Regions from separate parts of the Homo sapiens genome. Here region 1 is linked to region 2. The links are chromatin loops, found by intact Hi-C in ENCODE. Cell type or tissue: A673. All regions are shown on one strand. Links, peaks and the distances in the headings refer to the core of each region. The heading gives the core; the rest is flanking DNA.

Evidence for each region. Peaks named below come from ENCODE experiments on the same cell type or tissue, not always from the same donor. Only the 100,000 strongest peaks of a DNase experiment are listed, where the experiment ranks them.
Region 1: a loop joins it to region 2, with 4 times the contacts of the local background. A loop is called at or near these places in 4 of 110 quality-filtered maps.

The regions. Positions count from the first base shown.
Region 1 is chr20:17,168,825-17,181,063 of GRCh38, reverse strand. It overlaps LOC105372544 (a long non-coding RNA gene), which reads right to left. Exons shown (of 4, transcript XR_937289.1): 3 at 7,048-7,185. Among named protein-coding and RNA genes, the nearest start is that of PCSK2, 52 kb to the left of the region's middle. RefSeq lists an enhancer at 1,061-1,562. In A673, for the core only: no CTCF peak of the experiment used is centred there; DNase peaks (open chromatin) are centred at 7,753 and 7,843; H3K4me3 peaks cover 819 bases; H3K27ac peaks cover 3,932 bases.
Region 2 is chr20:17,223,342-17,235,580 of GRCh38, reverse strand. PCSK2 (proprotein convertase subtilisin/kexin type 2) reads right to left here and starts at 8,541. Exons shown (of 12, transcript NM_002594.5): 1 at 8,099-8,541. The coding sequence starts at 8,275. LOC105372546 (a long non-coding RNA gene) reads left to right here. Exons shown (of 5, transcript XR_007067540.1): 5 at 3,013-3,104. In A673, for the core only: CTCF peaks have their summits at 6,514 and 6,716; DNase peaks (open chromatin) are centred at 6,660, 7,480, 7,770, 8,610 and 1 weaker place; H3K4me3 peaks cover 5,386 bases; H3K27ac peaks cover 3,836 bases.

The sequences.
Region 1 (12,239 bases), core at 2,857-10,856, 55 kb after region 2:
GTGAATTTTTCAACTCTCAGTTAATTTTTCAGCTCTCTTGGTTTAATCTGGTTCTTTCTTAAAATGGCCATTTTATCTTTTATCTCTTGTGTCATTTTATTGTACCCCTTAGATTCCTTGGATTGGGTTTCAACTTTCTCCTGAATGTTAATGATCTTTATTCCTATCCATAATCTGAATTCTGTTTCTAACATTTCAGCTTGGTTAAGGACCATTGCTGGGAACAAGTGTGGTTGTTTGGAAATAAGAAGACTCTCTGGCTTTTTGAATTCCTTGACTTCTTGCACTGGTTCTTTCTCATCTGTGTGGGCTGATGTTCCTTCAGTCTTTGAAGTTGCTGTCTTTTGGATTGTTTTTTTGCTTTTATTGTTTTGGATGTCCTTGGGGATTTGATTGTGGTATAAGGTGGGTTCACTCAACTGGCTTTTATTCTAGTCTGCTCCTGGGTCTTGAAGGTGCCCCATTCAATTACTGTCTCTGTGCCCATGTTTCTTTTGTTGGGTGTTCTGGGCCACAAGGCTTCCTCAGGCAAGGAGTGTAGTTGGCAGACAGGCTGTATCCTAGCCAGGTTGGTCCTAATCTACTGTCTGAATGCTTCCCAAGGGAACATGGGGTTGCACCTGCTGCAGAGTTCAGGCAGAAGTGGGACCCCTGGGCTTAAGGCTCTAGTAGGTGTTGCCTATCTGGCTAAGAGAGGTGGGGTGGGTGGGGTTACCTGCCCTGCCATCCTGGTGTTTCTGGGGCAACAGGAGGCTACATCCCTTAGCAAACTCAGGAAGAAAGAGGACTGCTGGGCTGGAAGCTCTAGCAGGCATTGTGCTCCTGGCTGCCAGTGCTGAGGGTGGGTGTGGTGGTCTTTCCTGCTGTCTAGGTGTTTTCCAGGACAACAGAGGCTGTGCCTGCCAGTTGAGTTCAGGTAGAAGTGGGACGGTTGGACCAGCAACGCTAGCAGGCATTGCCTGTCTGGCTGTCAGTGACAGGGGTGGGTGGAGTCACCTGCTTTGACATCCGGATACTTCCCAGGACAGCAGGAAGCTGCAGCTGCTGGCTGAGTTCAGGCAGAAGCAGGATTGCTGGACCAGAAGCCTGGCAGTAAGCCCTGTTCAGTGAGGGGTGGTAGAGCAACCCTACTGCTCCCGGGTACCATGACTGTGACCTCTATTGGGGCTTGGTGCTGGTGCTGGTCTGCTGTGGGGCCCAAGGCTTGTAGAGGTCCCTTTTTGTCTTGAGAGTTACCCCCGCACAATGTCTAGGTGGCTCTCTGCCTCAGTCTAGAAGCCGTGTGGTGGTGGGGGCTGTGGAAGGGCCAGGGGATTCTCCCATTCCCAGTCTTGCACTAGTCCCCGTGGAGAGCACGCATCCCCCAGGGGCACTCATTCACTCACTCACTCACTCAGTCACTCACTCACTCACTCATTCGGAGAAATTCTCCTCACTCTGTGCTGAGCTCATACAAGCTGCTGCCCGGCGTGGCTCCTCTCTGCTGTGTCCCCCACTGCCTTGATGGATCCCGACATGGTTTCTCAGATGATCAGCTGCAGAGTCAGTGTTCACTAGTTCTTTTGTTTCCTTTCTGTGAGAGTAGCACACAGGAACTCAGAATTCACGTTTTACAGCATGATTTATTTTATTATTTGAAAACGTGTAGACAGAAAGATCCCTTTGGCCAAAGAGAAAGTCTAGAAATAGATCCAAATACATATACACATTTCATACATAAAAAGGTTAAAAAGATGAATCATTTTGAATAGTATTAGGATACCAGGATAGATGAGTGGAAAAACAATTACATTTAATTCACCTCTTACATCTTACACCAAAATGAATTTTCAAAGCATCAAAGGTTTAAATATGAAAACTGAAAACATGAATAATTAGGAAAAAATACTTAAAATCTTGATGTAGGGAAGACTTTCAAATCATGACCCCACAGCTAGCAGCTATGAAGTATTAATTTAACTACATAAAAATTTTAAAATCTTGTGTGGTAAAAATTATGACAAGCAAAGTCAAAAGCCAAATGATAAATAAAAACAAATTGTCCTGTAATCCCAGCACTTTGGGAGGCCGAGGTGGGTGGATCACCTGTGGTCAGGAGTTCGAGACCAGCCTGGCCAACATGGTGAAACCCCATTTCTACTAAAAATACAAAAAGTTCGCTGGCGTTGTCGTGGACACCTGTAATCTCAGATACTTGAGAGGCTGAGGCAGGTGAATCTCTTGAACCCGGGAGGTGGATGTTGTGGTGAGCCGAGATCATGCCACTGCATTCCAGCTTGGGAAATGAGAGGGAAGCTTCGTCTCAAAAAAAAAAAGACACCAAACAAACAAAAAACAAATTGCAACTAAGATGCAAAGAGTTAGTTACCTGAACACATGACCATTCCTGTAAATTGATTAGACAAAGTATCAAAACCACAACAGACAAATGGCAATGGATGCAAATGGATATTTGAATGAAATGGAATGAAATGGAAGTCTGAAATTAGCATCACTGGGTCAAAACCAAGGTGTCAGCATGGCCACACGTCATCTGGAGACTCTAGGGGAGAATCTGTGCCTTGCCTCTTCCCACTTCTGGGGGTTTCTGGCATCTGTGGTCTTGAGGCAATAGCATCTTCAAATCTCTTCTCACTCTGCTCCCACATCTTCTTCTTCCATGTATTCCCCTCTGTCTCTCTCTTATAAGGATACATGTGATTGCATAGGGCCAACCTGGGTAATATAGAGTAATTGCCTCACCTCAAGAACCTTAATTTAATCACAACTGCAAAATCTTTGTCATATCCAGTAACATTCATAGGATCCAGGGATCGGGACTATTATCTTTGGGGGATCATTTTTCAGCCTATCACGTCAAGGTTATACATGGCAGCATTGTTTGTCATAATTCAAGACTGGAAATGACCCAAATACCCATCAATGGAGAGCTGATTAAATAAATTATGGCATACCCATAAAATGGGATATTATGTCATTTCTGATACATAAAGGTTGACAAGATGTTGCTTTAAATGAAAAAATGCAAAGTACTAAACATGTGTGAAGTATGCTACCACTGGTAAAAAATACAGACTCCCCCATATCCACATACTTACTTATATTATGCATATGCTTGAGGATGTTTTGAATATTTCTGAAAAGATGCACAAGAAGTTAGTGACAGTATTTGCCTATTGAGAGGGGGCTTGGGGAACTGGATGGTTGGGGATGGGGTAGAAGGCAGGGCTTATTTTTCATACTATTCCCTTTATAAACTTTTAAATTTAAAACCATGTGGATTTGTTTCTTATTTAAAAACAAAGGGTTTGAAGATCTGAATAAAAAAATCAGTGCGTGTTCAAGAAAAAATACTTCTGCTGCTAGTACTGACTGGCCCTTGTTGTCCACCACATGGTCTACGTCTCCCCTGCTGTGTTGTCCTTCACACAGGGCTCCCTGCCCAGCTCAGTTTCTCTGTACCTGCTCAGATCTTGCCACTGGTAGCTGTACACTGCAGGCGGCAGCCTTCTTGTAGACCAGTTACTTTCTTTACTGTCCACTTGACTGATAGGAAATCTGCTTCTTGCTGACACAGCAACCAGTGGGAGGGAGACTGCCCTTCTGTCCTCTCATCTCTCTCCAATTCTGTTCTTTCCCAGCTCTAGTAAGTAAGTGACAGATCTGCTGCACGACCAGACTGCAACTCAGGCATGCGATGCCATCTCCCTGAATCTTGAGAGAAGCTCACACCGCTGCCTTGCCTTGGGGCAGGAGGAACAGAGCCCCCTTGCAATGGGAAGGGATCCCCCTCACTGCCCGCACTGTCCTCTCCACAAGGCTGCAGCTCTAAGAGCTATGGACTAACATCCCTTCTTCAGGCATGGAGGTGGATGTAAGGAACTGCTTGTCTGGAATATTCTTTTATAGATCACTGTACTTCATGGCAAATCCTTAGTAGTACAGCTATCACGTACCTCACACCTTCTAGCTGGAACACAGTTGGAAACTTGTAATGAGCATACAAAAGGCATTTTGAATATCCACAGTAGATATGAGAATGTTTATTATCTAAATCTCCTGCCTTTAATTTACAAGAGAACACAGAGTTCCTAATTCTGAGTCTTTTATCCCTCACTTTACTCATGTTTGTAACAGTCCCTATGACCTAATTTCCACCCTTAGCAGATTAGAAGCAGCCAGTTGTAAGTGGAAAGAGGCAAATCTAGTAACTGCATAAAGACAATGAAAGCAGCAAGAAAGTTACAACTCCCAACAAAAGGAAAGGCATAGAAACCATTTTAAAAAGAACAATAGTAACAACAAACCCAGTGAAGGAGCAAATTCTTTATTTCCCTTGAGGTCATCATTTTAATTTAGCAAGGTACAATTTTTTGCACATTGACTCTCAGTTTTCAAATATTTAATGTGTCATGTTTTAGAAGGCAGAGAAGTGTATGAGACATTTTTGAGATGTCTTTATCCTCATGTGTTTAGACTTCTTTTAATGAAAAATTGATATAAACATCATTTATCTATAGCAGCCTGTTTCATCTGTGATACCAGATACTCATCTCTGCAGTTAGGCATTTGACATATTGATACTGGGAACAGCAATACACTATTCAAATATGCATCTTGGTGGTCTCGTAACATAGAAATGGAACCAACTACTATGCTTGAAAACAAAATTTCCACTATGCACTATATACATGTAACCAAATTTCTCATTTACTCCATAAATATTACAAATTAAAAAAAAGAAAAAGGAGTTTTTACATTGGACCCCTTCAAGTCTGCTTCTAGATTCAGTGTTAACACTGACATGCACTTATTGTACATAATTCTCCCAGTTCACTTTTTTGTACTACCAAACATGTGTTTGTTCCATGACCCCATGTCACTTCCCGCCTTGCATAAGTCCACAGGATTTCATGGCAGGGTCCAGGTCTATGTAATTTTTTTGTTGAGATTAATATACCTTGAGTAAATGCTCATTTTATGTATGAATGAATGATTGTTGACTGAATTAAATATTCAAGTTTGCATGGCTTCTAACAAACAGCGTTTTAAGGGATTTTGTTAAACATGCCCATAGACACAGGTAATTGACTAGGGATGGAGACAGACGCAAGGAAGGACCAGGCTTGGTCTTCCCATAATTGGATTAGAAAACACAGAGGGAAATTTGACTGATGCCAGGTTTCAGACCTGAAGAGTTGTGTACAGTTGGCCAGGTGGTCACACTCGGCTATGTTCAAAACAATTAAGCAGAAGTGTTCTAGAATGACCAGTTGTGAGGGCTACAACATTTAGGAGGATATGCTTGGAACCTGTAGATCTGAAAGCATAACAAGTATAGTTTCATGAACATTTCAGCTGCCTAAGCATCTCTCTTTCACAAACTTCTGATTCATTATACAAATCTAAGGTCAAGATAACCAGTTGGGGGCCATCAACTATTGAGAAAGAAGGCAATAAGACATTAATTTTACAACAATATCTTGAAACTTGGGCCAGAATTCTCCTGCTTGAAAAGTCATGGTTTTGTGGGAGAACCCCAGCAAGAATCAAATGCAGATATTTAGACCCAGGGGTGAAGGACCACAGGACCAGATATTCCTCCATAGCTCTCTGGTGCTGGGTTTTATAATATTTTAATGAAGCAAGGATCGAGTCTGCTAAAAGTTAAAACACTTCTGTGTCTCACTTCTTCTCATTAGGGACTGTGGTCTCTTCAGCAGGTTTGGGTGGGCTGTGGAAAAGGAGGCTTTTCACAGTGGGGCCCTTTCCACTTGGACACAAAAAGGCTGTTTCTTGCAGTTGGGAGTGTTCTTCTAACCAGAGGAGGCTGGTGTGCTGTGTAGCTGTGAGTCAGGAAGGCTCAACCAGAGAACAAGTTGGAGACAGACACTGTGGCCCTGGGAGATGTTTCTGGCTCATGGCTCCCATCCTCCATGTTCCTTGCCTTGGTCCCCATGGGGCCCAGGTGGGTTTCTTGTCCCTGAACATTTTCACTTATTTTTTATTTAAGCTACTTTAAGTGAGTTTCTCTTTCTTGCAATCTAAAGAGACCTTACTGGAACATGGGTTAATTTGTTGCCATTTCTTTTTCAAATAAAAAGTATGGACATAACATAATCTGAAATCAATGCTTATAACATCTAGGAGGGATCAATAATGTTGTTGTGCAAATGCAAAATTGTGATTGTAATGATGCAAATTGCCAAATAGTAATAGGAGAGTGTGACGAAACCAGTTTAGACTCAGGCTCACCTGTATTTTAATCTAGACTTCATTATTTATTTGCTGTGTGGCTTTGGGCAAATAACTTAAGCTTTCTGAAACTATTTTTTAATCTGTATATGGAGGAAACAGCACTTATTATACTGTTTTGCTGAGAAAATTAGAGATAATATATGTACAGTACTGAGCAATGAACCTGGCACTTAGATGTTTGATAAAGAGTGACTGATCACATGACTGTGAGTACACAGGCAAGGAATTAGTTGATCAATCATGACTGTCATGGCAAATGTAAGAGTGAAATGAAAAACCTGTTTTATGAATAGAATAACCAGATATTGGCAAATGTAGGCTTGTCAATGAGCAGGTATATAAGAAAGATTGAAGTGTCTGTGGAGATGTAAGCAGATTCTGACTGAATGAGGAAACCGCCCAACAAAAGGTAAGAATTCCAAGAAATTAACCTACAAAATGTACTTTGGGTCACATGGAAAACCTGTGAATAAACTCAACTCATGTGGCATGTCATGACAGCTGACAGAGAGCAGTAAAAGACCGAAATTCCCACCTGCTGGACAAAGGAAAGATACTAACCATGGTTACTACAGTAACTATGGAAATTATGAAGATTTGCAGAACCGATGGGCTAACCTCCAGATGCACTTCAGGGATTAACAGATCACCTGAAAAATCAGAATCCCGTGTCTTTGGATTATTTCATCTAAACTTCTATGCCCATGTGATCTGCAGTCACAAAATATACTGTTTCTCTTGAAAAAGTTGAAGTGCTTTCCTCTATACTTCAAAGTGCATAATAGTCACCTGGGGATGCCAATCCTGTTCCAATGCAGATCCTGAGGCAGCAGATCTGGAGTGGGGCCTGCGATGTTGCATGTCTAACAGACTCCAGGTGATGCTGATGCCCATGGTCCAAAGACCACAACTTTAAGTAGCGAGGCTCTATGAGTCAGAAGAAATTCACTGGTGAAAATAATTTTAAGCATTATTCTAGTTTCTCTACTTCAGTAGGGCAGTGTTTACATAAAGGAGTTGAGAATGGAATAGATCTCTGAACAATGTATTCCTCAAGCCTACTTGCAAAATCTTGGGCATTGGAGAAGAGCTTTGAGCTCGAAACCTGCAGGCATTAGCCTCAGTATTTCATTTGCTGTCGAACTGACAGGCCATTGCTTGCTGTCTGCTTCTCCATACCTGGGCACTTGTGACAACTTTGCCCTACTTTTTAATATCGGTGTCATAGGTAGAAAGTGGATCGATAGGATATGGGGGCAATGACAGGAAGCGGCCTATGAAATCATGTCACAGTAGGATCTGTAATCCTTTCAACTGTGACAGTTCATTGTCACTTAGCAGAAATCGTTGGTTATGAATATTTAACAAATTTGCAATTAGCTCATCTACCAACATGATTACTGAGATGGAATAAACCATTGAATAAAGCTGCTAGGATTATGTACATAATGCCTTTCTGATTATACACGCTTACACATCTGTTTTTGCTTTTCCTTCTCCTCTGACACTCTTTTTATTAATTTTTATAAAACCACATGCCACACCTCACTGCCTTCTGTAGTCTCATACTGTGCTAAGTAAATAAAGGCATTTTTATCTGAAAAATAATTCTACCCAGAATCTTCTGGGTAGAAAATTTAGTCTTAAGCTTCTGCGGTGACACCATCTAATGCATGGTATCCAGCAGCAAGAATGCCTGGAATCTTTTGCTAATTTATCACCAAAGCCATCTGTGGTCCAATTACCAAATTGCCCCAATTTTTTTCTGGTCCAAAAAGGCATTACATATTATCCGCTTGACTCATTCTACTTGGGTTGTAATGCAGATTAATTAAAAAATCCACAGAGGAGGGGATAGATCACTTGATTTAAGGTCAGGAAAGCTTGCAGCTCACTGGCCATGTGATCTTGTGTCTAATCGCTTCACCTTTCTGGGCTCCAGATTCTTCTCTGTAAAGATAATCGTTAGTCATTACTTCCTGGTATTTAATTTTTAAGATTATAGGTCGTTTTCCTTGTGCTGTTGGAATTAGCATCTTGCTACTTCTTCAGAGCAATAAAAGGAAAAAAAAAAAAGAAAAGTAGAGGAGATATTATGTAATAGTAAGTGGTAGAATGGGGAAGAGAATCGTCTTGCTGACTCCTATTCCATGGAAGCTTTTTCCTCTCTTGCTGAAAACAACTTGTAGCAGTAACATGAAACTACTTGTGCTTGATCCAGAAAACAAAAAGAAAATGTTGCACCACTCAAAACAGACACTATCTATATGCTTTCACTAATAATCAGTACTGCTGTTAAAAGGTTTTCATTTTTCCTAAGTGCATTTCAAACTGTCATCAAGGTGGGGCATGCAGGTCATATTATCTTTGAGCTCTTTGCTGAATTGCGCTGTCTGCTTTGTTGATAGATCCATACTCTGTTTTTCTTCATGTTTTTAGGAAATGATCTTGATTATTTCTCCCATGCAGCTTGGATTTCTAAAAAGCTACTGTTTTCGAAATGCAAAAGGCAATGAGGAATATTGTAAGAGTTACCAGAAGTTGCCATTAATAATAGTTTTGCTACGTTACTTTGTATAGGAGTGTAGGGCTTTTATGTTTGCAAAATGCTTTCACATGCATTAGTTAACATATTTGGCTGATATTCCCAGACACACTACTTTTTAGGATGGGCTTTTTCCAGTCCTTCTGCTGATGGAATCTGGGTCTTAGCATTTGGAATCATCCCAGCACTGATTAGACTTTAAGGGCCAAATTTATGAGTCAGCAACCTGCTTGTTTCTTCATTTTTTTTCTATTGACTTATCGTGAGTCCTAACAGAATATTTAAGCATTTACTCATATTTATTTACTTATCCAGTTTGTCTTTTGTCCAATAGTCATAAGGCGCCACTGTCTATAATTTGCTAGATTATGGATAAACAAATATACATGACAACATTCCTACTCTCAGGGAGCTCAGTGTAAAGGCAAAAATGGACAGGAAAATCCAGGCCCAAGATACACTGGGATAAGAGCCTTGTTGGAGGGAGACATGGATAAAGGCCAACCAGCCAGCACAGCCTGAGGGCAGTCAGCAAATGCTCCCAATGGGTCAGTCATTAGGGCTGAATGTCGTTAGCCAGGACAATGGGTGGTGGATGAGAAGAAGACACCCTTCTTTCAAAGAGAAGAACCAAAAAACAGAGATTTGGAGGCCCCAAGCACTATAACCTATAAGCAACTGCAACACAGCAATGCATTTGATAATTTACTAATGTAGTTACCTGTTTGCTTAACTCTTTATTGTAGAAATTAATGAATGTACACTCAAGTAAAGGGGGATAGTAAAAGAAGGTCTTGCAGGCCCATAACCCAGCTTTTGTGATTTTGTATTAGGAAAAAGAAAACTCAGATCTGCTGTCAGCTTTATGGCTTCAGGAGACCACATGATGGGACAGAAGAGAGGACTCAGAAACAGGTCCATGCAGACATGGGAACAACAAATGGCAGACCTGGCATTGCAAATCTATGGAGGAAGGATGAAATATTCAATAGTGATGAGATCATTACTTAACTATATGAAAAAAATAAATTTGGATCCCTCCTTCACAATCTGTGTTGTAAATATAAATTCCAGGTTGGATTAAAGACCTGAACATAAACAGCAAATCATTAAGTTTTTTTGAAGAAACTATAGAAGAATATCTTTATGAACTTTGAGTAGGGAAGAATTTCTCACAGTTAAAAATCACAAAACTTAAAGTAATAAATTTAAATTTACTAGAACCCTATGTTTCTTGTAGGCCAAAATGAGAAATTAAAAAGACAAGCCACAGTCTGGAAAAAAATCATATATATATATGTATATATATATACACACACACATAAATATATATATAATCAGTGTATATGATCAGGATTCATTTCCAGAAAATATAAAGAACTCTAACAAAGATGAACACTCCAATAGAAAAATTGGCTAGTTACATTATGAATTTTTAGAAGAGGAAACATGAATAGTCAATGAACATACAAAAATGCATTCAACCTTAAGGGTAATTAGGAAATTCATATTAAAGTCATAATGCTCTAAGGTGGGTTAAATAGAAGGATTCACCAGTATTTTGAATGTTTTACATCTTAAACTGGATGGTCTGTGCACAGTGTTTCTTATATTATTCTGTATGCCTTATATATCTGAAGCTTCACAGAGATATCTTCATGTATGTATGTATATATATTATATATGTACATATATGTATATATAATACATATATACATATATAAACATGCATTGTGTATATATGTAAGTATACTATACAAGTTGTGTTTTATTAAATAAATTCGTATAAACTCTTTGCAGGGTTTAATTATCTACACAAGTACCTTACTTAAGAATTGCATTGTATGGGAATGATGCAATTGAATTTCATTCTTCACCAGATATCAACATTGGCATAATTAACTAGGTGGCCTGGGTTAGTAGAAAGGCCAACACATGGAGTGTGCTCTGTGGTAACTGGATGGGTGATTCTGGCTTTTCACTAAACCTCTCTAGACCTCAGTTCCCTCACTTGTAAATGGAGGGAATCCTACAAAAGACCAACCAGTACTGCCTCACACTTTACGATTCTATGTTATGCCAGCATTTCTCAAAGTGTGTTGGAAAAAATCCATGAGATTCTAATTGGGATTCCTTGAGAACAGAGCTCTGCTATCAAACAAGTTGGGAATCATTTATCATTGTAACGTACTGTCCTCTTGAGAGTGTGGATATGCAGTAAGAAGGTGGGGAAGGAACAGAAACTGGGAGAAAGAAACCAGGCATGAGGATCTGTGCCCCTCGGGCATGTTCCCTCATGCTGTCCCACTTCTGGCTCCGGGGACTTGGGAGTTGTTTACTTGACAGATATTTATTGAATCCATTTGTGTAGTCAAAGATAATGAGAGACAGGAGGAGGGGAAGGGAGACCTTCTGTTCTACGGCTTCCACAGTCCCTTCTTTGAAAGCATGCTTAGGTCAAGGCCATATATTGCTTTGGCCTGTGAGACAACAAAGCCAGCTGGCTGCACCTGCTTCCTGCTCAGAGCTTTCCAGATGCAATTGAAATCAGGAGAGGCTCACATGCAGCATGGGTGCCTTCCTTTGTGAGGCTGGTAAACAGCTTCAGCCGGGGTTTTTATTTTTTTGCCAAAGCAACTGTGCAATGAATAGCTGTGTGTTCTTAGGGACTTCACTCAGCCCACCCTGGGTTTCAGATTCTCATCTTTAAAAAGAAGGGCTTTTATAAGATTATTTTTGAGCTTCTTCGTGTTCCTTTATTACCTAAGACATTTATAAATGTGTCCGTTCAGAAGTTCTTCGGACTTGGTTGAAAACATTAGCGTAGAAGTATTCAACAAGGGAATGGGTTAGTAAGACAGCCATTCAACATGTTTGTTGTTGAGGACCTACACTATCTTCAATGCTGGAGAAATAGCAGTGAACAAAAACAGTCTCTTCTCTCGTAAAGGCTAAAATTTCATGGGAGGAGACAGATAACAAATAAAGAAGATGCCTGAACATCAGGTAGTGTTAAGTGCTAAGAATAAAAAAAGCAGGCTATGTGCCTAGAGAGTGCCGGCAGGGGATTATTTTGTGTTAGAAGTTTAGAGAAGGCCTCTCTATTAAGGTGCCATTCAAGCTGAAACTTATGTGAGGGGTAAGCCACTGATGTAAGCTGGGAAGAAGGGTGGTGGGAAGAAGGTTCTAGGTGGAGGAAATGCCAAGGCCCCAAGGTCGGAGTGTGCCCAGCATGTACAGGGAACATCATGGCAGCAAGAGGAGAGTGGCTGGAAATGAAGTGAGGGAGCTCGTGGGAAATGATGAAAGTCCTGCATTTCATCCAGAGTGAGATGGTAAGTCAAAAGAGAGAATCGAGAAGATAATTGACACGATCTGAATAGAGTTTTGGAGAAACTGACTGAGACTAGTCTGTGGGAGGTCAGGAGGGGGAAGG
Region 2 (12,239 bases), core at 2,183-10,182:
CTAATGACTTACAACACTTTGCAAATGTTTTAAACCTAAGTTATTATCTTTATGTTCTTGATGCTTCCAATAGTGATTCTGTATATTGTTCACTTTTCTTTGGACTCTTTTGCCTTTGATACAAAATGAGCATGAAATGAATCTATTTAGGAAAAACTAGGAGAACAATTGGATATTTATGGAAGTTAATGTCAAATTTAAAGTTGTAAACAAAGAGCAACCCCAGGATCCTACAGTTTTCTCCCCATTCTTGTCAATTTTCTAATGGAGAAACTGCCAATACGCTGTAACAGTCTGAAGTCTACTTTATGTCAGGAAATTAAGAGTGTGTCATTGTTCTACTTTCAATGTAAGAACTTGTTTTATTCAATTATTTTTATCGACAATCTCAGCACATCACAACAATTTCCAAAAAGTTGTGGTCAAATTAGCTTCAGTGACAAAAAATTGTCAAGGCAGTTAAATTATTTTCATATGTGTCTCGCATATAAACCATCCATTAATACACAACTATACATTTCAGACTGAAGTGTTGACTCAGATGTAATTTCTTGACTTCTTAATCACTTGTGGACTTTAGCTAAATAAATACACCTTAATAAGGAAAGTCAAATAGAAATGTCAGTTTTTGAGCTGTCCCGTGATTATTTGTATCTCAAATAATAATTCACAAATTCAGCACAGAGTTTCTTTTTGAAACGTTGGATCTGAACTCAATGAAAAATTGAACTTCAGATTTCATGTTTTATTCTTAAAGCCAGACCTCTTTGAGCAGTTAGTTTGAGTGGAATATATAATTATTGTGAACCTAACTATAGCATCACTATCTGATGTGCTATGACGTTATGATCTATAGCTAATAAGACCTTCTGAAATAGAAATTGATTTCTAGATATTCATTCAATTGAGAAAAAAAGGTGTATTTCCCCTCTTTCCCTTCTTTTGGATTTTGATCAGGTTGTAACTGCAGACTTTACTTTCTTTGTTCAAAGAGCTCATCTGTTCTACTACTGATAATATCGAAGTTGGGGAATTTTAGAGAAACAAAGAAGCATGCCAGTTGCCCACTTGCTGGTTGTCACTTAATTCTATTTCCTAGCTGAATGGCTGCCTATAGAGAAATGGATTCTACAGGAACAGTTTCTTAAAAAATAGTTTTTCCAGCACCTTCAACCTGAGATTATGGACAAATCACCACCTTGTGGTCCAACTGTAGTCATAGTCAAGGAGCACATATTAAACACCTATTATGAGTAGGGCACGTTGGTTGCCAGCAGGAAGAACAGTGTGTAGAATGGGTTCTATTTGTTGCTGGAGAAGACAAATCACAAATATTTGAAAAGTTGTTTGGTAGTATATTGTGAAAATATGTGTGCTCTCACAGAACTTTGGAACAATTTTTGTTGTGATCTGGCTCGGTTTGCCTTCGAGGTTTAGAGATTCACTCTAGCAACTTAAGCAAAGGGATATTTACTGACAGCATATTAGTTTGGGCAGTACTCCCAAATCTCAGTGTCTTAATGTAATAGCAGTTTATTTCTCACTCATATAAGGTCTTCTAATTCACGGACCAGGGACCTGGGCTCCTTTCATCTTGTGATGCTGCTTTGGCATTTGGTGTCAAAATGTACTGTTCTCAATTACATCAAGCCCCAGAGGAGAGCAGAACACAGAGAAACAATCGATAGAGAATTCTTATGCATCAGGCATGGAAGAAGTACACATGACTTCTGCTTGCATTACACAGGCTAGAATTGTCACATGATCACGCTTATTTACAAGGCAGGCTGGGAAATGTGGTCTTGCTGCAGCCCATGAAGAAGGAGCAATGAATCTGGTGCTTAGCTCTTCAGCCTGTTACAGGCGTCTTTTGCTGGAAACTGGGGTTGGAAAGCTATTAGAAACTTAGATAAAATGTCTGAGTTTCCCATGGCCTGAATGGGCTTTCTCATGGTAACTGTACTGCATTCTCCTCTCTAGAGCAACTAGCCAGTCAGATTTCCTGAGGAATCCAGTATAATTGGCTGAGATAATTACCATGGTCTATAATGAATTAAATTTACTGAATTTGGGCCAGGTCATCTCATGGGTCATGACTAGCCCATGGGTGGATTGCTGCTGGGCTGGGTTCCTATTCCTTACTCAATCAGTTGTCACTCCCTCACAAGTATAACCCACAGCTACTTTTTTGAGGAAAAGAGTGTCACTAGTGCACAACCAGCTTATTGTTACTACTGCAGTAATAGCTATTTTATCCTATGCACTCAGTGCTGTGCCCAGAACTTTACATGCACTAACTACATTATTTATTTTTCACAGCCACCATATTTTATTAACCATTTTCAGAAGACAATGAGCCTCTGAGAGATTTAGTAACCTAGCCAAGTTTCCAGTGCTATCTGATTCCAAATCCTGTCATCTTTACCTTTCAACATTATTGTTCCTCATTTTCTTCAGCCACAAGAGGTGTATTGGGGACAGTGAGCGTTCTGATGGCTATGACTGGTATCAGGGAAAGGAATCGATTATACATCATCAAAGCACCAAATGGATAGAGAACACTGTGGTCTAGGTCAACCAGACAGGTCTTGAGGGATTAGCTTGGATTCGATCTAAGGCACAACATGAATGGCAGCCATGTCTAGGGAAGCAAGGTTACAGGTTGCTATTTTCCCTTAGCTACTGTGGAAAATCTTTTAGTTCCAGAAGAACTGTCCCTTAAAGTCTTCTTAGATTGAAATCTTTCAGGGAATGCTTATGATCAAATCTATATGCTGTTTTTATTTTTTTCCTCCAAATATTGTCAATTTTGATCTAAAGAACTTTGGGATAGGGGATGTGGAAATACTGCAAGATAATTCTTCCTTTGACTTACAATTGGCTGCCTGACAAAGTAGAAGTAAAAGCATATAATCTGGATTGAACATTGTTGTGACATTACGATATCATTAAATGGGTGGTATCAAATATTCAAAATACATATATCTGACCAAAAATTTCTATCCATCATAGGTAAAGAAATCCTACAAATAAAAAGTGAAGATGGACAACCCAAAAGAAAAACTTTTCAGGACAAAGCATCTGAAACAAATGTGTTTAAAAGAGGATATCCAAATCATCAATAAGCATATGAAGAGGTGTTTAACTTCAGTTGATAATCAGGGAAATTCAAATTAAAGTCACGATGAGACACTACTACATACCACCAGAATGGCTAAAAGAAAACAGATGTAAAATATCTAGTGTTGGTGAGAATGTGGAGCAGCTGGAACTCTCACATACTGCTGAAGGGAATGTAAATTGGTATAACTACTTAGGAAAGCCATGTGGCTGTTTGTCTGTAGCCGGCAGAATTCTGAGATGGCCCCCAAGATTTCTGCTCCCTGATGTACATGCCCTATGTAATCATCTTCCTTTTGAGTGTGGACAGCCTAGGTGGGACTGTGAAGATGATAGATTTCACTTCTGTGATTAGATTACGCAAAGGTGAAGAGATTTATCAAATGTTATTAAAGTCCTAAATCAGTTGACTCTGAGTTCATCAGAAGAACCAAAAGGAAAACAATCCTGGTGGGCTTGAACGAATCAGGTTAACCTTGCAAGGAGAGTGGGCTCTTCCTGAAGGCAGATATTTGAAGGGTGAGGTGTGAGAGGGCTATGGAGAGGTCTCCAGGGGATGAGAGTGGTCCTGGCCCAGCAGCCAGCAAGAAAATAAAGACTTCAGGTCTAAAACCACAAGAAACTCAATTCCTTTAAAGCCGTGAAAATGCTCAGAAGAGGGTTGTTTCTTGGTCATGCCTCTAGATGGGACCCAGCAGCCTATACCTTGATTTCAGCCTGTGAAGACTCGAGCAGAGGACCCAACTAAAATGTGCCAGACTCCTTACCCATGAAAACTGTGAAATAACAAACTTGTGTGGTTTTAGGCCACTAAGTTTTTTAGTGATACACAGCAATAGAAAACTGATGGTCTTATAAAGCTGTATGCATGCATATCCTTTTACTCAACAATTCCATTTCTAGGATTCCCTGTAGAAGGCCATATATGTGTTTGCCAAAATACGTAGACTTTAATATCCACAAAAGCTATATTTATAATAGCTAAAACCTGAAAACAAAGCAAGTGAGTGAGAAAAGGACTTAGGGATACTGGTAATATTTTATTTCTTGATTTGGGTGCTGGTTACACATGTGTGCTCAGTTTGTGAAAATTCCCTAAGCTGTGTTCTTTCCTAAATTATACTTTAATAAAAGTGAAGCGACCAGAAATTTATTAATTTTTTACTACCTGGCAGCATAATGATTATTAGGTTGTTTTCAAAATTAAAAAATTCTCACACATTATAAAAATGGTCACATGATTTTACTTGTGTAATCATTTCAGCATCTGTCCTCTGTGGATAAAACATAAAACACACCATAATACAATGAAACCCCTAGGATAATATCAGGTTCTTTTTAAACCCTAACTCTCACTTGATTTTTGGTTAATCTTCAACAGGTTGCTTCAATAAATAATTTTTGTTTTCTGTTTCAAATCAATTAAAATTAGTAGCATTTTGAGAATTTTAAGGCACTCTTTGGAATAATGCTTTTGTCATTACTGTAAACTCATTCACTCTCCTAGACTTAAGTATCTTTTCTGATAGACATAGGTCTTTGGGCCAGGGCCAGGTCATGATAAAATAGAAAGCTTTAATCTCCATAACCTTTTCAGAGGTAAAGTTATAGGTGCTTTTATTTCATTTTAGAGAGAAAACAAATGTTTGTTCATGGTCTTATAAGAATCAATCAAATAATTGACAAACAATTAAATATTCATATACAGGCCACCATGCTAGATATGGAGACTATATAAAGATATAGTATGTCATTTCTCCTCTTGGAAGATTTATAGTCTACCTGAAGACATAAATACACGTACCCATTAGCTAATGACATGTTCATGTGTTAATAGAAAATAAATGATAAATATAATAAAAGTAAAAAGAAAAGGGAAAATAGCAGAGCTCTAAAATTGTGTCTCAAGGGAAGAGTTCTTGGCAGTCAGGGAAGGCTTCCTGGAGGCAGCATGATGTAGAAAAGCAATTATTTTTCAGTTAAGCAAATTTGGTTTTAAGTCTGAGTTCTTTTACTTCTCAGATATAAGCAGATACTTAACTTCTCAAGGCCTTAAGGTTTTCATCTGAGAATTACAGCTGATGCCAGTAATTTCTCTCATAGATTTGTGAGCTTAGAATGAGATAATTTAATAAGAAAGCATGTTCTTCTAGCCTCCATTGCTGACCTTTCATATGGATGAATAAATAACCACTGAGAATCTTTTGTGTCTGACACTGAGCCTCGGAGCAGGGAGCAGTAGGGAGTTGGGAAGCATGCTAAGCATCAGAGCAAGGAAGGAGAAGGACATAAGGGCCTCTAAGATGCACAATAACAAATGTTGGCAAAAGTACAAAACAGTATGATGAAAGCAAGATAGGACGGTGTCTGGGAAACCTGGGATAATAAATACAGACAAGGAAGTTTCCTTCAAGGCTGGCAAAACAGTAATGTGCTGGTTACAGGGAGGAAATGAGAAATATAGGAGGTATCATCCCTGAATATTTACCTTTTAAGTAGAAATACAACAACTGAACCCATATTTACTTATATACCTGAAATAATGAGGAAAAGTGATGGCATTTATTAGCTTATGTAGTGCAGTGTTTGCCTATCAGTCGCATAAAAATTTGGAGGAGGGAAAGCTCACTGTGGTCTGTAGCATCAGGAAAGGTTTGAATTTAGGTCTTGAAGAATGGACAAGACATGGATCCAAAAGGAGGTTTATTCTAGGCAGATGTTGCACCAGGCAGTCCCTGTTACTTAAACGTGTAAAAGGGGAAAAAAAATCACTGGATTTGGTTGTGGGGTACTACCTGAGAGGTTATGGAGAAGTAAGGAGAGAGGTCTCTCAGATGGGAACTGCAGGTTTCAGGTTGTGATGCAAAATCAGTGTGCTCCTCTCCAAGAAAGAATGAAGGACAAAGAGGCCTAGTTATCTGATCTCTGATCCTAAGGGCACATTTTCAAAGGGGGCAGCAAAGAGAAGAGAAAACCACTGAGAACAATGGTTTTCAGAAACCTATGGCTCCCTCCCACTCCCCCGCACCCATGAAAAGGTGTGGGGGAGGGGGAGGGAGCCACAGGTTTCTGCAGCAAGATCACACTCAAGAATTAAAATCCCTTTTCAACTTATCTCAATGCCCCACATCCCCTGAAAGCACCTAGCTTGCTTGGGTGGGTACTAAGGAGTAAAGAGCATGGGTTCACTTCTGAAAGATCTGGATTGAAGCCCTTGCCTGTTTTTATCTCGCACCCTTTTCTGAACCAATTTCCTCAACGGGGCCATAGGCTCAATAATGATAGTAGCCTCCTCAGAGATGTTGAGAAGATTAAGTAAAAATCTATGTAAGGACTCCAGCACGTAAGCTTCCGTATAACTAATAATAATCACTATTATATTTTATAATGGCGTTTGGGTCCTGGGTCTTGCCAAGTTTGGGGTGGGGGGGAGTGAAGAAGGAAGGTCGGCTTCTTTATTGTGTTGGTGTCTCTCAAAACAGCCGGCAGGCCACGGGCCAAAACCACAGCGGGGTGCTCCCTCCGCCGGCGCCTTCTTTCCCCTGCTCCACCCACGCTTTCCAGAGCAACAAGTTCCTTTCCGCAAGACCCGCCCGCGCGCCACCGGCGGACCCAGAGCCTCTTCCCAGACCTCTGTCAAACTCGTCGCCAGACCCTTCTGGGGTCGAAATTCCGGTACTGCCTACGCCCTTAGGAGGAGGGAGAGGCCCCCACACCTGGAGGAGCCCTGGCGGTGGCTGGGAGAGAGGCGGGAGGCTTGGGAAGTCAGGACAGAAGAGACTAATAAGAGCTTCGGTCTGCGCGGCCCTTCAAGGCAAAACCAATAACCAAAAGCACCCACCGCTCATCTCACTCCTCTCTCTTCCTGGGATCAGGAGCGAGATGGAGCCTAAAATCTCAGGGACCTCCACCCAGCCCTCTGGTAGCCACATCTCTGTCCTTTGGGTTCCCCTCGCCCCACCTTCTCTCTGCACCCACACTCCACCCCAGCCTGCGCCAGGTCCCCTAAGGACACTGGAGAACCCTGATACATCTTTTGCAGGAGAGACACGCAGGTCAGCCACAGCCCCCACCCAGCGCCCTTCTCTCTGTCCTCCCAGGATGAGTACCCTGGAGTCTCCAAAGGAGATCCAAGGTGTCCAAAGCTGGGAGGCTCACCTATCTGCTCAAACTGTCGAACTCTGGCAACTTCTTGGAATGGGGATCCCCACGCTCTAGTGGGAAAGCCAGGCTGGCCGCCCACGCATCAGGAGAGGACACCTCGACTTCTCCGTAGGGAATCCCCCTCAAAATCCACCTCTCCAGCTCCTGTAGCCGGGAGTTGAGAACTAGGGAGCCAACCAGAAGTGCGCTCCAGGGGTGGGCGGTCGTGGGCGGGGGTGAGGGCGCAGAAGTTCCGCCCCGATTTTAGAGACCAGTTTCTTTCCAAATCTAGAGTCAGGAAGCCGTTGTTCCCGGAGAGGAGCAGGGACCGAAGTCCCTGGGAGGGAAGTCCTCCCGGCGCGGGGTGGGAGAAACACCGAGGTGAATTGCAGTGTCCAAACGTCCAGCCTCGTCTGTAGGAAACTATTCTTTCTCCGGGGGATGGGGGTGGGGGAGACTTCCCTGGCCAAGTAGCCAACGCCAGGCTTAGCTGTTCAGGGCTTCATCCCTCCATCCCCAGGCAGCCTCGAGAACTTGGTACCTCGGACAGCATCCCCGGAGCATGGCATCCTGTGAAAGGTGTTATCCTATTTTCGCCATCAAGTCAAAGAGCAGTAAATTATTTTGATGACCTTACTAGTACAGATGAAGGACATTTTAATTACATAACCGGTGAAAGATCACCGGAGGCAATATCGTGTTAAAGAGCCCATGGCAGAATATCTGCATCGCATGAGAAAGAGAGAAAACTTGCAAATCTGCAATGAGATTGCGCAGGGCTGCCCCCCCGTCCCCCCGTTTTGAAACAACATGCGAAATGCATGGGAGAGCTTACCTTTCGGACTCCAAAGCCGTGTTCTGCTGCAACTTGGCGAGCTTTGTCCTCTCCCCCTTTATGCAACTCCACAAGAAAATGATTCGTGAAGACCGGTCGCTCAGCAGATGCAAAAACCATGACACAGAAGAGGAACCCGGCGGCCGCCTTCCACTGGGAGACACAACCACCCTTCATCCTTCTTTGGGAGTGAAAAGTGGTGCTAGGAGGCGCGCAGGCTGGCGGAGCAGGGGACTCGGAGGGAGGGTGCAAATAAAGAATTCTTATATATAGTTTTTAAAAAAATCTTTGTATAGAGAAAGAGACTGAACAGGGTCTTGGAAAGCAGCGAATCAGTGTGTGTTCTCCAGCATCTGGCTGGAGGGGAAGCCGTGCAGTCAGGCGGCCCGGCGCGCGGGCAGGGGTGCGAATGTGGGGAGCTGTGTGTACCGGAGAGAAAGAGCGAGTGTAGGTCTGTGCTTGATGCTAAATCTGCATTTTCAGCTCCTCCTCAGCTCCAATTCCCTAGGGGCTGGGGGAGAGCACCAGCTCGGGTGACGTGAGTCCGCCAGCGGCCAATGAGGGCGGGGGAAGCGGCGGGCCCCGCCCTGGGCCGCCCCGGGCCCGCCCCCGCCCACCCCCGGCCCGGCCCGGCCCGGCCGCCTCCGCCTTCTGGGGGCGCAGCGCAGCGCAGCGCAGCGCAGCGAGCCCGCGCCCCCGCCCCTTTCAGCACCGGAGAGCTCCCCCATCTCAGCCTGGCCCGCCGCGCGCCCAGGAAAATCCCCCCAGCTGTAATCAGGCCAGCGGCGGCGGAGTGATGTCATTGTTTGTGGGAATCTGTAGGCTCTGGGAAGGGAATTACGGTGTGTGCCGCTCTCAGAGGCCCCGAGGGGAGCAGGGGCGCCGGCCTCTGTGCCTCTTCCTGCTTGTTTCCCGCTGCAAAAACACCTCTCTCTCTCTCTCTCTCTCTTTCTCTCTCTCTCAAACACACACACACACACCCAAGGCATACTTGCCTCCCCTTATCCGAATAACAAAGCAAATATTAACCCTCCTCCCACCACTTTGGGCAAATCCCCGGGGAGGTTTGCTCTCCTTGGCACCAGGAGGGTTGGGGAAAGCACCTTCTAGGGGTGATCCATGGGGGGCGAGAGTGCAAGGACGAGCCCTTGTTTTTTGTAGGCTCCAGGCAGGTCCGGAGCGAAGCGGCTGGGAAGCCCAGCAGGAGACCCGGCTCGCCCCACCCGCGATGGTGACTGGAGGAGGCTCCTCTAGGAGTCCTGGCTGCACCTCCAAGATCTGCCTTCAGGAGAGACGCGGCCGGGGTGGACACGGCGGGAGGTGCATTCTCAGACCTGGGGACGTTCCACTGCACAAGGACAGCGAGGGTGCTAGTTGGGGAACGCATAGCCACCGATCCCAGGCGCCGGGCCAAGTCGCCCGCTGAACGTCTTCTACTGGAGGCGAATTCGGGCGCAGCGACGGGGGGCAGGGGCAACTAAGTTATCCGGTTAAGAAACGTGCACTCGCACTGGACTCTGCTAACTGCTGACGACGGACTCCGCTTCTTGCCTGAGAGGGAGGAAGCACGAACGTTCTGTATGTAACGAAATGAGGACGACTGTTTCAAAGCTACTCAAATATTGTTGTGTTAAAGAGTATTTACACTGATCTCATTGTATCATTTAGCTTCAAAGCTCAAAATTCTGCTTTACTTAGATAAGAGGTAAGAGATCTTTTCTTAGGGGCTTAAGTGCATGCAATTCAGAGAGAGAGGAAGAGACTATTTATACCATCGACACGTTACACACACATTCTCATGTATACACATATTCCTCTCTTTTTATTTTAGCTTGAAGTCCAAATCTACACAAGTCAGAACCTATGCAAGAAAAGCACCATCGGTAGAAATGAATACACTTTGAATGCCATGGACCACCCTGTCTTCAGAGCATGTCTGTTTGCTGACATAGTTGGCTCCCTCATAGCCCTTTAAAAAATTGTCACGTAAAAATGTGGGCGTTGCTGAAGGTTTTTATTAAAACATTAGAAGTCTATGTGACATTATTTATTATTGTTATTTGAATTCCTCTAAGAAAATTAAGCTATCTGTTAGGACTTAGGGCCATGGTGGAGGCAAGGTTTCTGGAAAAGTATTAACACGGTGAAAGTATTAATAAAGGGAAACAGATCAACTCTGGGCCCCTCAGCTCACTACTGCTCAGAGGCTCATTTCTGCCTTTGTTCCCCCTTTCTATTACTCTATTGTTTAACAGCTTACCCCCTCATAGTCCATCCGTTTGATTATAACACAAGGTTTTCATGTTTCACCGTGTTAGTCAGTATGGTCTCTATCTCCTGACCTTGTGATCCACCCGCCTTGGCCTCCCAAAGTGCTGGGATTACAGGCGTGAGCCACTGCGCCTGGCCACTTCATTTCTTAAATAGTTTCCAAATATGAAATGCTGGTAAATGTTGAATCTCATATAGCTACATTTTAAATAACTAAAACTGTGTAAAATTGGCCAGAAATGATATAAAACCTGAATGACTAATTAAAATAAGTCCTCTTTAGTGGTTTACATAAAATACAGCTCATCATAATATTGTCAGGACAGAATAGCAAATGGAAAGATAATTTTTTTGGTTATTCAAATACTAAATTTTCAATACACAACAATGTAGTAAGCAAGTGGAAGAGGAAATGTATTTATCCCTTGGATATCTATTGATACATTGTTATTTGAAATGCTAATACACACCCATGTGTGCACACAAATTGCTCTTTTAGACAACTATTTCTCAAACTCCTTTTTCCAATAACAATAGTCAAGGTGGACAGTAGAGAGAATGGCAGCAGCACATTTTGAGGATAGACCTAGAAGCCTGTTGCCAGGGACCCTATTGCAGGCTCTGCTAGTACTAGGTATGTATACCACTTGGCTGTGGGCCAACATATTGCACCTCTCAAAGTCTCTATCTTTCTATCTGTGAAAAGAGACTGTTGGATTAGATACCTCAGAGCCAAAGTCTATAATTTCAAAAGAGTTGTGAAAACATACGCTGTAATGTAGGAAGCATCATCAATAGTTTGAGAAATGCTGAGGACCACAATACTATTTAATAACATATTGTGGCCAACAGGCATACTTATTTTTGTGTAACCTCCCCCAAATGGTCTCATATTTATCAGTTTTGTGTACTTGAAAAAATAATAACTGACACAAACAGATTGACAGCACGAGATATAAAAATCACCAATACCTGGAGCTTCTTTTCATTTATTTACTTTTGTATCTGTAACAATGACGTCGGGTGTTTGGTTCTGGCTCAGATGTGCCACAGGCCCCCAGAGTCTCTTTGAAGATGTTGTCCTGCAAAACAAGACTAGAACTCTCCCATTTTATGGCTTAATACTAGAAATCAAGAGACCTTGGGTGATTTTTTAAAAAACCAAAACCACCTGAGGCATGATTGGGATACTCACATTTAGATGTACTTCTAAAAGGAGAACTTTGGATTCATAGAGCATCATGCCAAGGAAAACCTACCACTGGGGGTACAGAGCAAGCCAGAAGCAGCCGTAGGAGAGTCCCCCAAACCTTTGAATATTCTTTGGACTACTGGAGAAAGATCTAATTTTTCTGTTGATTTCTCTTCAATTGTGTGGGATGTGTAATCTGGAGAGAAATAGGGTATATACCACTGAAAATCACAATTTAAAATACAGCCTTGTTAAAAATCAGGTTGGGCTTTGCCATTTTTGCTGCATTCATTGCAAACATTTTAAATGCAGTAATGGTACATTAATCAGGTAGGAACAATTCTCTACTGTCATATTGTACTGTTGTATTAGTTTGTTTTCACATTGCTGATAAAGACATACGTGAGACTGGGCAATTTACAACAGAAAGAGGTTTATTGGACTTACAGTTCCGCATGGTTAGGTAGGCTTCACAATCATGGCAGAAAGCAAGGAGCATCAAGTCAGGTCTTACATGGATGGCAGCAGGCAAAAAAAGAGAGCTTGTGCAGGAAAACTCCCCCTTATAATAACCATCAGATCTCATGAGACGTATTCATTATCACGAGAACAGTATGGGGAAACTGCCCTCATGATTCAATTACCTCCCACTTGGTCCCTCCTACAACATGTGGGAAT